Regions from separate parts of the Homo sapiens genome. Here region 2 is linked to region 1. Evidence: chromatin loops called from intact Hi-C (ENCODE). Cell type or tissue: dorsolateral prefrontal cortex. All regions are shown on one strand.

Region 1 (8,000 bases):
CACGGTGGCTCACACCTGTAATCCCAGCACTTTGGGAAGACAAAGCGGAAGAATCGCTTGAGCCCAGGAGTTCAAGACCAAAACCTGGGTAACATAGTGAGACCCATGTCTCTACAAAAAAAATAGAAAAAAAATAGCCAGGTGTGATGGTGCACGCCTGTAGTCCCAGCTACTCAGGAGGCGCAGGTGGGAGGATCACTTTGGCCTGGGAAGTTGAGGCTGCAGTGAGCCAAAATCATGCCACTGCACTCCAGCCTGTGAGACAGAGTGAGATCCTGTTTCAGAAAAAAAAAAAAAAAGACACAAATCTACTGATTGTGCATCAGAATCTACTTTTTAAATTACTGTACATGGAGACAATAGGTATAGCTACAGATAATATATATTTACATATTACACTGAGAAGCACAATTTTTTCATTTAGATCAAATCACTAATCATCTAAGTTAATTTCACTCATTTTTATTCTAGGTTATCTTACGCACATATAAAAAGTAAAGCAATAGTTGTTAGACTGTTAACAAAAGAACTACTTTGAAAAAAGTTGAATGCTGTTAGCTTTATATCAGTGATAGTAGATGCTTCAAATGGAAAAACCAGTTAAATTAAATCTAGGAACAGGGTGAATTGTTTATCAAATTCATGGAGTCAAAGTAAAACTACTGGTGACTATTTGTTTATTTTTATTTTTAAGAGACAGGGTCTTGCTTTTTCGCCCAGGCTGGAGTACAGTAGGGCAATCATAGCTGGCTTCAGCCTCAAACTTCTGGGCTCAAGCAATCCTCCAGCCTCGGCATCCTGGGCAGCTGGGCCTACAGGCATGAGCTGTCATGCCTGGCTAATTTTTAAAACATTGTTGTAGAGACAAGGTCTCACTTTGTTGCCCAGACTGGTCTCCATCTCCTGGCTTCAAGTGGCCCTCCCGCTTCAGCCTCCCAAAGTGCTAGGATTATAGTTGCAAGCCACTGTGCCCGGCTGGAAATTCATTCTTAAAGGTGAAACATCTGATGTTATCGTGTTATTGTAAATTCAGTTTTTAAAAAGTTCAGCAGTGGCTCACATCTGTAATCCTAGCACTTTGGGAGGCTGAGGTGGATCACTTGGGGTCTGGAGTTCGGGACCAGCTTGACGACATGGTGAAACCCCGTCTCTACAAAAATTATCTGAGCATGGTAGCATGTGCCTGTAATCCCAGCTACTTGGGAGGCTGAGGTATGAGAATTGCTTGAACCTGGGAGTGAGAGAGGTTGCCGTGAGCCTGCACTGCAGCCTGGGAGACACGGCAAGACTCTGTCTCAAAAAACATAAAAATAAAAATAAATAAATAAATAAAAAGTTCACCACTGAAGATAAAATTATTTTTTACAGTGATAACACATTTTGGTGGAGCAGAGTACCAAAGTAAGAAACAATGTTCTTATTAGAGTCTTTGAGAGGAATGTACATGCAATTGGTGGTGCGTACACAATTTATAACCATGCCCAAACTGTGACATTCTAATAATCAAAACAGAATCTGCTGTCAAATTGACACTTGGCTAAAAATCTGTATTTATACAGTAAGAGTAATATATAAAATTTTTGTAACAAGACTGCTATTGAGCACAAGCACTCCCCCATGGCAGCATGAGCTTTCCTTTTGGGCTGCCTATCATATAGATTTTAGAAACCCTGGAGCCTTTTCAGAACTAATTTGCAAATCAACCTAAGTACCCTACAATGATGCTGAAATTTCTTATAAACTAGTTCCCTAGATTTTGGTTGCATTTTGTTCAAATCAGTAGGAATTATTTAATCAAAGTACTGGACAAATAAACAAAAAGCTTAAGCTTTTAATGAAGTGTTTTTGAAAACAAAGCTTATAACTAGAAGACAAATTTACTGAAAGAAGAAACAATGAATTATGAGAGCACAAATAATGCACAAGATCTAATTTTGAAATTCTATAATTGTGTATCTATCTCAACTTCTGAAAACAATCTTTTGAAGGAACTCCTAGTTATAACTGCGTATACTTATATTCATACCCAAATAGAAGAAAATTGAAAAGGCCTATGATTTTGAAGCATGTGAATTTGGCAAAACGTTTAAAATAATCCTAAATACAGATAATTTATCTGACAAGTTTTATCCTACAGAAATATCTGTCAGAGAAAACTAATCTAAATGGAGACAATAAGAGTACCTATTGGCCGGGCGCAGTGGCTCACGCCTGTAATCCCAGCACTTTGGAAGGCTGAGGTGGGTGGATCACGAGGTCAGGAGATCAAGACTATCCTGGCTAACACGGTGAAACCCCGTCTCTACTAAAAATACAAAAAATTAGCCAGGCGTGAGAATGGCATCAACCCGGGAGGTGGAGTTTGCAGTGAGCCCAGATTGCGCCACTGCACTCTGGCCTGGGCGACAGAGTGAGACTCCATCTCAAAAAAAAAAAAAAAAGGTACCTATTAAAATCTTTGGGCTTAACTATTTATAATTTAAATGCAAAAAAATATTGATTTGAGAATCTCCTCCATTGGGCAAAATTTGCTGAGTTTCTTTGGTATCCCAATATCTATAGCAGAATAGTTTTCTCTATTAATCATAAAATGTAACTTCAAAAAAGATATCAGGCAATTAAAAAAATTAAAACCAAATTGCAAAATCTGTATTCTTCAGAGAAAAAAAGTGACACTGTATTACAGACAGGAACAGATAGAAAGTACATAAATATGTCTCAAGAACAATTATTTTATGTTCTTTTTGTAACATTTATACGATCACAATAAAAAGTGTTTTGCCTTCAAATATACAAATGTTTTATATTTTGGAAAATTTTTGAGAAGTTATAAAGAACTGTTTCATAGTTCTAACAACATAATAAACACAATTTATATGTCAATAAATACACATTTCAAAAATGTGTGTATGATGTGATTTTAGTGCTTCTTTTACTCCCACAAATGTCACAGTTTTGACAACAAATTATACAACCAAACTAATAATAGACAGGACAAAACATCAGCACATTTAAAAAGGCCAGAATATTACTGGCCAAAAATAAAAAATGTCATGTTATCTCTTTGCTTTTTAAACTAAATTATCTGTCATCTAGCGTTCAAAAGTGGGGGGGGGAAAGCCTATTTAAGTTTTCACAAAATTTCCAAATCTCTATTTTTATCTTTTCCAGGTCATCAATGATATAACTCATAATTTCACAATTAATCTGCTAACTATAAAGCTGCATCTTCCTTAAAATTTTTATTATAAATATATTTTATTGTAGTAAGAACTACAAAAATTTACTCAAAAACAATCATGTGTTTGATGGCTATCTGCCTTCCAAGACTGGGAAATCCCGAAAACGAAGATTCTCTCTCTGTTGGGGTTTTGAATTACTATGAATCATCAGGCTATAGAGCAGGATCTGAAACATGGAAGGCATTTAATAAATGTTTATTGAATGAAATAATTTCTTCAATTAAGACAAAGAAAATTTAAGAGAACACTTGACAGCGACAGGGAAAGGAAGCAAGATTCAAAATGGTAATGAGACCATGAAGTGGTCATTCAAAATTCTAGGTAACACAAAAGAATGTATGTTGAACCAATTCCTTAATTTCTAAAATAAAGTCAAATAAAATTTCACATATTGGGTTTCATATATTCATCTAGAACTGGTAAATAAATGCCTTCAGTATCCCTTAAACTTACTAAGAAAAATGACTTTTACCAAACCAATTATTTAAACACTATTCAGTGATTACTCATGAAGCCTTCAAAAATGGATTAACATTGTATATAGTAGAAAAAATATTTACTCCCTTTTAAAATTAGTTAAAACATATATATAAAATAGTTAAAGTGGCAACAAATCTGTAACAGACAATTCAAATATGAAATGTACTAGTCAGAATGTAAAAAGACAAATACTACTTCAGATAAAATTTAGTTTTCATTTAGTTACATCTTCCCAGACATAAGTATCTTCTGCCATCATGTGGAAATTTCTGAAATTACATGTACACACAAAATTAATGTTATCAAGCTCCTAGAACTGATAAAGGAATTCAGCAAAGTTTCCAGATACTAGATTAATGTACACAAATCAGTAGCTCTTCAATACACCAATAGCGACCAAGTGGAGAATCAAATCAAGAACTCAACTCCTTTTACAATAGCTGCAAAAAAAAAAAAACAAAAAATACTTAGGAATATACCTAACCAAGGAGTTGAAAGACCTCTACAAAGAAAACTACAAAACACTGCTGAGAGAAATCACAGATCACACAAAGGGAAACACACCCCATGCACATGGATGGGTAACATCAATATTGTGAAAATGACCATACTGCCAAAAGCAATCTACAAATTCCGTGCAATCCCCATCAAAATATCACCATCATTCTTCACAGAATTACAAAAAACAATTCTAAAATCCATATGAAACCAAAGAAGAGCCCACATAGCCAAAGTAAACTAAGCAAAAAGAACAAATCTGCAGGCATCACACTATGATTTCAAACTGTGAGACCACAGTCACCAAAACAGCATGATACTGGTATAAAAACAGGCACATAGACCAATGGGACAGAATAGGGAACCCAGAAATAAACCCAAATATTACAGCCAACTGATCTTCGACAAAGCAAACAAAAAAGTAAAGCAGGGAAAGGACAACTTTTTCAACAAATGGTGCTAGAATAATTGGCTAGCCACATGTAAGAGAATGAAACTGGATCCTCATCTCTTGCCTAATACAAAAATCAACTCAAGATGGATCAAGGACTTAAACCTAAGACCTGAAACTATAAAAATCCTAGAAGATAACACTGGAAAAACCTTTCTAGACATTGGCTTAGGATTTCATGACCAAGAACCCAAAAGCAAATGCAATAAAAACAAAGATAAATAGCTGGGACCTAATTAAACTGAAGAGAAAAGGACAGTCAGCAAACAGACAACACACAAGAGTGGGAGAAAATCTTCACAATCTATACATCTGACAAAGGTCTAATAACCAGAATCAACAATGAACTCAAACAAATCAGTAAGAAAAAAACAAACAATCCCATCAAAAAGAGTAAAGAATGTAAGTAGACAATTCTCAAAAGAAGATATACAAAAGGCCGATGACCATATGAAAAAACGCTCAGCATCACTAATGATCAGGGAAATGCAAATCAAAACCACAATGTGATACCATCTTGCTCCTGCAGGAATGGCCATAATAAAAAAAATAAAAAAATAATAGATGTTGGCGTGGATGCGGTGATCAGCGGACACTTCTACACTGCTGGTGGGAATGTAAACCAGTACAGCCACTATGGAAAACACTGTGGAGATTCCTTAAAGAATTAAAAGTAGAACTACCATTTCATCCAGCAATCCCACTACTGGGTATCTACCCAGAGGAAAAGATAATCTTTTTCATTATTTGAAAAAGATACTTGCACATGCATGTTTATAGCAGCACAATTCACAATTGCAAAATAGTGGAACCAACCCAAATGCCCATCAATCAATGAGTGGATAAAGAAACTGGTATACACACACACACACACACACACACACACACACACAGTGGAACACTACTCAGCCCTAAAAAGGAATGAATTAACAACATTTGCAGTGACCTGGATGAGACTGGAGACTATCATTCCAAGTGACGTAACTCACGAATGGAAAAACAAATATTGTATGTTCTCACTGATATGTGGGAGCTAAGCTGTGAGGATGCAAAGGCTATAAGAATGATACAATGGACTTTGGGGACTTGGGGGAAAGAGTGGGAGGGGTGTGAGGGATAAAAGACTACAAATATGGTGCAGTGTATACTGCTCGGGTGATGGGTGGACCAAAATCTGACAAATCACCGCTAAAGAACTTACGCATGTAACCAAATACCACCAGTACATCAATAACTTATGGAAAAAGAAAAAAAAATTAATGTATCAGACTAGGGTATTAGCTTACCCTAGCAGTCTCTAATATTTGAAAAGATTAATCCAGTTTTTAAACAAAGTAAATATTCTTAGAAGAATTTAAGAAGGGGCTGGGAGTGGTGGCTGACTCCTGTAATCCCAGCACTTTGGGAGGTGGAGGTGGGTGGATCACTTGAGGCCAGGAGTTCGAGACCAGCCTGGCCAACATGGTGAAACTTCCTACTAAAAATACAAAAATTCGCCAGATGTGGTGGCGTCTGCCTGTAATCCCAGCTACTCGGGAGGTTGAGGCGGGAGAATCGCTTGAACCCAGGAGACAGAGGTTGCAGCAGTGAGCCAAGATCACACCACTGCACTCCAGCCTGGGCAACAGAGTGAGACTCTGTCTAAAAAAAAAAAAAAAAAAAAAAAAAGAATTTAAGAAGAAAATAATCCTGTAAAGTTGCTCCTTCTTCCTGAGAGAAGATAGTGGTGTTCATTTGTACCTTAAGGAAACTGCATGCAGACACTCTGTTTCATTTTCTTTCCAAGACTCAGCAGTTATGGCTCTTCTAGGCCTTTTCCACTTCAAGATCTTAAATTCCTTAAATACTGTCTCCTTTTCTCTCCCTGACTTTAGGCACTTAAAACCCTATAATAAATCGGAAAAGAAACAGGAGTATTAAGCTACTTTAACTTGTTCTGAATAATTAGAAACTAGAGATGCTTGATACTAGTTCTATAAAGACAAAAGCTTATTAATAGCCAAATAGCAAAAAAACAAAATTAAAAACTGAACCAGCTATGCATACAATCATATGCCTAATGGGTTGACAGTATTATCTACATAAAGACATGAATTAAAGTGCTTGGAATAAGCCTAATGCCCTAAATTCTCACATATTTATAAAATACAATTTCAGAATTTAAGACTTTGTTTACATTATTAATCTTTATAAACACTACAATTCAGGCCAGGCGCGGTGGCTCACGCCTGTAATCCTAGCACTTTGGGAGGCCGAGGTGGGCAGATCACGAGGTCAGGAGTTTGAGACCAGCCTGGCCAATATAGTGAAATGCCGTCTCTACTAAAAATACAAAAAATTAGCTAGGCGTGGTGGTATGCGCCTGCAATCCCAGCTACTCGGGAGGCTGAGGCAGGAGAATTGCTTGAACTCGGGAGGCAGAGGTTGGAGTGAGCCACGATCACACCACTGCACTCCAGCCCAGGCAACAGGGCGAGACACTGTCTCAAAAAAAAAAAAAAAAAAAAAAAAAAAAAGACAACAATTCACACATTTCATTGCTCAACTTTTTATCCAGCTGTGGTAATTAGCATATTTGGTCTTTGTCAAAAAATAATCACTCATTTTTCTTTTGGGGGAGAAAAAGACTTACTGAACATCTATTAAAACATACTACTGTCCCATTAATTTTACAAAGATAAGTAGAACATTGTTTTTGTTCTCAATGAACTTACCATCAACTAGTGGCAAAAAGGTGTACATAAGTAACTATAATACAATGTAGATAACATTAAGTACCAAAAGAGACTGTAATCCCAGCACTTTGGGAGGCCAAGGCAGGAGGATCACGAGGTCAGGAGATAGAGACCATCCTGGCTAACACAGTGAAACCCCATCTCTACTTAAAAATACAAAAAAATTGCCAGGTGTGATGGCAGGCGCTAGTCAGTAGAGCATGAGACTCTTAATCTCAGGGTCGTGGGTTCGAGCCCCACATCGGGCGCCAGATATCGGGGGAAATTCACCCCCGATATTTCATGTAGGTTCTTTTCTATTTTCCCTAAGTGTTGGCCAGTCTGAGAAATAAAGGGAAAGAGTACAAAAGAGAGAAATTTTAAAGCTGGGTGTCCGGGGAAGACATCACATGTTGGCAGGTTCCGTGATGCCCCCTGAGCTGTAAAACCAGCAAGTTTTTATTAGTGATTTTCAAAAGGGGAGGGAGTGTACGAATAGGGTGTGGGTCACAGAGATCACATGCTTCACAAGGTAATAAGATATCACAAGATAAATGGAGGCAGGGCGAGATCACAGGACCACAGAACTGGGGTGAAATTAAAATTGCTAATGAA
Region 2 (8,000 bases), 230 kb before region 1:
AAGGTGGAAATATGAACAGAGGCTTAATAAGAACAAAATAAAAATTTATTTGCAAAAAATAGAGTCTTAATTTGGGGTTAATTGCTCTGTTTACTGAATGAAGCTCATGAGGCACTGTGCTTTGGACTGCTCTCCTTTCCTCCCCTCTATTATTTTGGTCATAAGTTGTTTAGCAAAACCAACATGTTAGGTCCTTTAGGAAACTGAACGCTGATATGTTTCCATAAATAATTTGGTCAACTTTTAGTCTGGAGGCTGGATCTGGAATGTAAACAATTACATGGCAGTAGCTCCCTAATACTGAAACAGTCCCTGACAGTCTCTGTCTTTCTGCACCATCCTTCTACTTGCCCTGGTGAGGAATTAGCTTGCCACTGGAAGCAGCCTCCATTCAATCACTACAGCCCCAGGGGAATGACAAGAGCAGCCAGGCCCTCTATTAGATGTGAGCATCCCAGACCACACTTTGACACTTCTACCTATTTCCTTTGACCTTTGATGAAACTGTCAGTTTCCTCATTTATTATCCTGTCTCAGATTAGCTTTTTTTTCCCCCTCCCTGGTTTCTAGTTTGCAGCTGTCTCTTCCCCATCAAGTTAACTTTACATCAACTATGTGGAAATTTTTCATGTTTAGATTTTATATTTCACGCTTTCTCCAGCTAAGGAAATTTATGATTTGTTTCCTAAAGACATTTCCGCCTTTTGCCTCCAGAGGGAATCACATTCATAGCAATTTTTCCATCCTTCTGTCACATCCGTAGATTATGGATATTAGATTATTATAGTAGAGAATCTTCAACAATCTGGAAATTTTCACTTTCTAAGAGTAGGCAAAGTGAGTGTATAACAAATTCAGAGGTCAAAATAAAATTTTTGAACTTAATCAGTTGTTTAAAAAATTATATGCCAGCTATAATATTGGGAGTCTCAGTTCCAAGATTTTCCCTTTAAGATTTGCTTTTGCTATAAGTCAGTTTCATGAATATGTAATGAATTTCAGTTTACCATTAGTCCCACTGTTAAATAAACAGCATTATTTTAGAAGGAAATTCTCTTATGATTCCCAGAGAAGTCTATTAAACTAAGACTCTTAATGTTCAAGTAGGTTTTATTTCTGTTTGTGTCGGTGCCTTTATCACAGGGAGTTGGGAGAGTAGGGCAGAAGACAAACCTCCATCCTATATTTTCTGTAACATGTAAATCATTTAAGTGGAAGAAAAAAAGTAGAAAAACTGCTGGTTTTTGATGCTATCCAACTTGTAAAGAACAAAATTCAGGGAGCAGACAAAGTTTTGATTTTGAAGATAAAATTAAAACATCTTTCTTTTAAGAGAGGAAAATTACAATTTGAAGACATAAATGACTTGATGGAATAAAACATACTCATGGTAAAATATCTAGAGTTGGTCAGAATAGTGCCATTTTCTAATGGGTACACAGGAATCCTGTAGCCAAATCTACACTAAATATAATTATATACAAATGGTAAATATAAATAAGTAATTCTCAGATCTTGGCCACACCAGAAAACTTTTAAAAATTCCCTGCCAACTCAAGTGAAAAGGGGCATGTGTTAGCCGCAGGCTCCAGGGCTAATTTTTTAAAGAAAAACAATATAACTTGTAACCCAGGCCTTTGCAAAAGCAGACACCATTTTTGTGTCAGCAAAACATCTTAGCTAACCCCCTGAATGCCCGTGCAATCATCTTTTTCTCAGCTAAAGGATGGAGACTGGCACTAGAGAAAGAAGTGTCACCAGCATCTTGGTTTCTCTCATCCTGACAGACCATGGACTCCACCATTCAAAACTGGTCAGAAATGAGGTCATTAATCACACAATAGCTTTGCTTCAAAGATCTGAAAACAATTCACCAAAGTTTTTGAGTAGAGATAATTTTAACATCTGTGTAGCTTAAAAATAGTGTAAGTGGTAATTGTACTTTTCAACTGCCAAGTAGGGAAACTTTTACCTTACCTAGGGAAACTCTGGTCTAGGTAAAATGATCAAGAGGGTTGATTTTCTCCAAAAGAAACAAAACTTTTAAGTTTAGCGGAGTAAATCCAGAGATATATTTCTCATCTCCCTATGTCCCTGCAGTCCCTGTTAAGATGCCCAAAATGTATTATTTTGCCAAAAACTGAATCCAGTCGTTTGGAAGATGAAGATTTACAAGGTTTCATTAAGCACCTGGGACAGGCACATATTAAAAACCAATAGGGAATTCTTTTCCTTCTGCTGTTTCCAGCATGAGTCCTTCCCTCTTCCTCCCATGTATCCCATGATTTTAAAGTGAGTACCCTGCGCCTACTTTATAGTTAGAAATATTGAGGTAAGTAGAGAAATAGACTATTACATGTTTAACATGGGTTAGACTATTACATGTTTAACGTGGGTTATTTTCCTTTTTACAAAATAGGCGCTATCTTGGAATAAATAAAAAGCTTCTGTCTAGGAAAGGAAAATGGCCAAATGATTAATCCAATAGGAGATAAAACCCAGACCATCACTTTCTACAGCACAAGGATATGGCTTTGGGTGAACCATGACATAGCTTGCTTAGGCATCTGCCCAATGGGCGTGATAGTTTTGTTGCAGATATTTGGCTTTAGAGAAATAATTTTTTTCTATTGCAGCAATGCTTAATTATATGTGCCTTGAGGCTACTACTGGTTGTCTCTGTAAGTTCATTGTAAATTATATTGACATTTTAACAAGGTGTGGTATTATATAGTGGAGAGCCACAAAGCCCAGAGATGTCAGAGCTAACCTGTCAAAGTTGGATTTCAAGTACTTGCTGCAGGCTCTCTCAGCATAGCCAGAATCACATTCTCTTTAGAAGAACAACTGAATCTGAAACTGCAGGATGGCTTAGTACATTGCCAACTTTATTTACTTTTAAAGATATTTGCACTCATCCTCACCAGTAGGTAATTTCTTAGGTAAGTGGATGAATAATTTTTAACCTTTCTTCAAAATATAGTTATCCTCAAAATATATAAACTTTATGAAAGAATAATGAGAAAAGCAGAAACATGAAATTTCATCTAGTTTCTGAAAAACAAATAGTGTTTATACCACAGTGTTATGCCAGAGAGATGTTTATTTTTTTCCTAAAACATAAGGTAGACGATAAAATTATTCACAAAATAAACTTAGCCATCATTTATCAATCTTATGAGACATTTAAAATATTTAGCTCATTTGTAGAATACATCCATTGGGAAGAAAAATTATACATTCAATTGTAACATTCAATATCATTTTTTCCGCTATTGCCAAAAATGAAAACAATGTTTCCCTTTTATTGGAGAAATCACATTATAATCTTACTTTGTCAAAGGCCAAACTTGAGAATTATGTGTCTGAGAGAAGAAATTTCCTTCAATTTGCTTAAAATGTAATTCAGTGTATGGGAATGAGCTGCCTGGATAATGATAAAGCTTCCACTGGTTTCTGAAATATGATTTCTTAAAAATGAGTGCACATCTAAAGAGGACCCACATGCTGAGTGTGCCATCCAAGACTGACACCAAAGAAAAATAAGTAACTATAAAGGGGAGGGGAAGCTGAATCCGTGAAAGAAATCCAAGAAGAAATGATCAGAAACTTTATAGCAGGATGCTATGAAGTTTCCATTTTCTTTTTTCCTTGGGGCTGTAGGAGCTTTGTTGTCTGAACCTAAGCACAGTTTGGTTGGCTAGAGTCTTTTCTTGATGAAGAGAAGGCCATGGAAGAGGAGACCTTCTTACTTAGCATAGATGACCTGGTCATCTGCTGTTGGTGATGCTAGAGCTCTTGCTACCCATTCACACACTAACTCAGCTGATGATGAAACTTCAGTTCCCATGGTCTCCGGCTATATTAGGATATATCATAGATGTGTGTGTGTGTGTGTGTGTGTGTGTGTGTGTGTGTGTGTGTGTGAAAGAAAGAAACAGATAAATTTTAGAGAAAAAATAGTAAAATGTCTGAGAGGTAAGTCTTTAGAATTTAAACATTCTACCTTCATTTATCAACCACTTCAGATATGACATAAACATTCCCCACTCATAAGCATTATCCTCCCCTCTTCTGTGCTCCAGTAGGATTTTTTTAATACCTTAAGAGTAGCATGTATGACACGTCATGTTATTGCTCATTCACTTGTCTGCTTTTCCTAGCAACCCCTAGGTTTCTTAAAGGACCATTTCTATATAGTTCCTAGTTGTCTCTCCAGCACCTAGAAAAGGGTCTGCACGGGGAGGCCGAGGCGGGTGGATCATGAGGTCAGGAGATCGAGACCATCCCAGCTAACAAGGTGAAACCCCGTCTCTACTAAAAATACAGAAAATTAGCTGGGCGCGGTGGTGGGCGCCTGTAGTCCCAGCTACTCGGGAGGCTGAGGCAGGAGAATGGCGTGAACCCGGGAAGCGGAGCTTGCAGTGAGCCGAGATTGCGCCACTGAGGTCCGCAGTCCGGCCTGGGTGACAGAGCGAGACTCCGTCTCAAAAAAAAAAAAAAAAAAAAAGAAAAGAAAAGGGTCTGCACGTAGTAGTTGCTTAATACATACTGGATGAATGAATGATCAGGTATGAAAATGAATTTGACTATACCCAGAAAGTAGACTCACCACCCATTCCCCCTTGTAGTCTCAGTACCTTGCCCAACTCCTGTACTAGCTGAGTCTTGGTACATATGAGTAGGCAGGAAAGACGCAAGACTCTAATGGAATTAGACCTGAGTTGGAACCCCAGCTTCACCACACAGAAGCTATGTGAGCTAGACCATATAACTTTACATCTCTGAACTTCAGTTTTCTCACCAGTAAATAAGGGCATTGGCACAGTGCCAGGCAGAATCAGGCCTCATTAAATACCAGCAAATCTTATATGAAAGGCTAGAAGGCAATATTCTCACTCTCCTTTTGACTTAAATGTTTACTTAATTTTTGAGGCCAAATTCCATGAGAGAAAGGCTGATGGGATAATAATAAGTCTTCGGGCCAAGTGTGGTGGGTCACGCCTGTAATCCCAGCACTTTGGGAGGCCGAGGCAGGTGAATCACGAGGGCAAGAGATTGAGACCATCCTGGCCAACATGGTGAAACCCTGTCTCTACTAAAATAGAAAAAATTAGCCGGGTGTGGTGGCAGGTGCCTGTAGTCCCAGCTACTCGGGAGGCTGAGGCAGGGGAATCATTTGAACCCGGGAGATGGAGGTTGCAGTGAGCCGAGATGGCGCCACTGCACTCCAGTCTGGCGACAGAGCAAGACTCCATCTAAAAAAAAAAAAAAAAAAAAAACCAGCAACTTCATATGCATTCAAGTTTGATCATGAGATTGCAGTAGTTCAGTCAGATCTTTAGGCTCCACTTCTAATTCTAGTTCTTTTGTCATTTTCACCATATCTGCAATTTCTTTCTTGGCTAAAGTCTTGAACCTCTCAAAGTCATTCATGAAGGTTGGAATCAACTTATTCTAAACTCCTGTTAATATTAATATTTGACCTCCTTCCATGAATCACAAATATTCTAATGTCATCTAGACTAGCGAATCCTTTACAGATTTTCAATTTACTTTGCCCAGATCCACAAGAGGAATTGCTATCTATTACAGCTATAGCCTTATGAAATTTGTTTCTTAAATAAGACTTGTAAATTGAAATTACTTCTTGATCCATGGATTGCAGAATGGATGTTATATTAGCTGGCATAAAACAACATTAATCTCCTTGTACATCTCCATCAGAGTTCCTGGGTGAACATGTTCTTGGGTGAGCAGTGAATGGAAATCGTTTTTTTCTGAGCATTAGGTCTCAACAGTGGGCTTAAAATATTCAGTTAACCGTTCTGTAAACAGATGTGCTGTCATCCAGGATTTGTTATTCCATTTATAGAACACAAGCAGAGTAGATTTATCATAATTCTCAAGGGCCCTAGGATTTGCAGAATGATCAATGAGCATGGCTTCAACTTAAAGTCCCTAACTGCAATAGCCCCTAACGAGAGAGTGGGTCTGTCGTTTGAAGCTTTGAAACTAGGCATTGACTTCTCTCTAGCTATGAAAGTACTAGATGGCATCTTCTCCCAGCAGAAAGCTGTTTCATCTACATTAAAAATCTCTTGTTAATGTAGCTACAACTTTTATTTAAGTTCAGACGTACAAGTACAGGTTTGATACATAGGTAAACTTGTGTCAAGGAGATTTGTTGTACAGATTATTTCATCAGCCAGGTATAAGGCTATTACCATTAGTTATTTTTCCTGATTCTCTTCCTCCTCCCACCCTCCACCCTCTGATAGGCCCTAGTGTGTTTTGTTCCCCTCTATGTGTCCATGTGTTCTCATAATTCAGCTCCCACTTATAAGTGAGATGAGGTATTTGCTTTTCTGTCCCTGTGTTAGTTTGCTAAGGATAACGGCCTCCCAGCTCCATCTGTGTCCCTGCAAAGGACGTGGTCTTGTTCTTTTTGTGGCTTCAGTGTATTCCGTAGTGCATATGTAATGTAGCCACTTTCATTAATAATCTAAGCTAGAGCTTCTGGATAACTTGCTGCAGCTCCTACATCAGCATTTGATGCTTCACTTTGCATTGTATATTATGGAAATGGCTTCATTTCTTTAACCTTATGAACCAACTTCTGCTAGCTATAAAATTTTCTTCTGTAGATTCTTCACTTCTCTCAGACTTTATAGAATTGAAGAGAGTTAGTGCCTTGCTTTGGATTAGGCTTTTGTTTAAAGGAATGTTGTGATTGGTTTGATCTTCCACCTAGACCACTGAAACTTTCTCCATAGCAACAATAAGGCTGTTTTTTCTTTCTTATCATTTGTGTGTACACTAGAATAGCATTTTTAATTTTCTTCAAGAACTTTTCCTTTGCATTCACAACTTGGCTATTTGGCACAAGAGGCCTAGCTTTGGCTGGGCGTGGTGGCTCACGCCTGTAATCCCAGCACTTTGGGAGGCCGAGGCGGGCGGGTCATGAGGTCAGGAGATCGAGACCATCCTGGCTAACAAGATGAAACCCCATCTCTACTAAAAATACAAAAAATTAGCCGGGTGTGGTGGCGGGCGCCTGTAGTCCCAGCTACTTGGGAGGCTGAGGCAGGAGAATGGTGTGAACCTGGGAGGTGGAGCTTGCAGCGAGCCAAGATGGCAGCGATCTGAGATGGCACCACTGCACTCCAGCTAGCCGACAGAGTGAGACTCCGTCTCAAAAAAAAAAAAAAAAAAAAAGAGGCCTAGCTTTCAGTCAGCCTTGGCTTTTGACATATCTTTCTCGCTAAATTTAATAATTTCTAGTTTTTGACTTAAAGTGAGAGAAGTGCAACTCTTCCTTTCAGTTGAACATGTGGAGGCCATTGTAAGGTTGTTAACTGCCCTAATTTCAATATTGTTGTCTCAGGAAATAGGGAGGCCCACGGAGAGAGAGAGCTGGAGGAATGACCAGTTGGTGTAACAGTCAGAACACACATAATATTTATCAGTTAAGTTCATTGTCTAATATGGTTGCAGTTCACCATGCCCTAATACAATTATAATAGTAACATCAAAGATTGCTGATCACAGATCACCATAACAATAAAAAAAAGTTTGAAATATTATGAAGATTAACAAAATGTGACACAGAGATGTGAAGTGAGTACACACTATTAGAAAAATGCTGCTAATAGGCCAGGCACAGTGGCTGACACCTGTAATCCCAACACTTTGGGAGGCCAAGACAGGTGAATCACTTGAGGCCAGGAGTTCGACGCCAGCCTGGCCAACATGGCAAAACCCTGTCTCTACTAAAAATACAAAATTTAGCCAGGCATGGTGGCATGCACCTGTAATCCCAGCTACTCAGCAGGTTGAGGCATGAGAATCACTTGAACCTAAGATCATACCACCACACTCTAGCCTGGATGACAGAGTGAGACTCTGTCTCAAAAAAAAGAGAGAGAGAAATGATGCCAATAGGCTTGCTCTATCCAGGGTTGCCACAACCTTCAGTTTGTAAAATACATAGTATCTGC

What was found. Peaks named below come from ENCODE experiments on the same cell type or tissue, not always from the same donor. Only the 100,000 strongest peaks of a DNase experiment are listed, where the experiment ranks them.
Region 2: it touches region 1 in a loop (3-fold over the local background); 3 of 110 quality-filtered maps call a loop at or near these places.

What each region holds. Positions count from the first base shown.
Region 1 is chr7:97,141,230-97,149,229 of GRCh38, reverse strand. The region is part of intron 1 of SDHAF3 (succinate dehydrogenase complex assembly factor 3); the gene reads right to left. LOC107984034 (a long non-coding RNA gene) reads right to left here. Exons shown (of 3, transcript XR_001745291.1): 2 at 6,412-6,557. Among named protein-coding and RNA genes, the nearest start is that of SDHAF3, 28 kb to the right of the region's middle. In dorsolateral prefrontal cortex, a CTCF peak has its summit at 3,963 (motif pointing left); no DNase peak of the experiment used is centred here.
Region 2 is chr7:97,374,739-97,382,738 of GRCh38, reverse strand. The region is part of intron 2 of LOC105375416 (a long non-coding RNA gene); the gene reads left to right. Among named protein-coding and RNA genes, the nearest start is that of SDHAF3, 260 kb to the right of the region's middle. In dorsolateral prefrontal cortex, a CTCF peak has its summit at 739 (motif pointing right); a DNase peak (open chromatin) is centred at 4,830.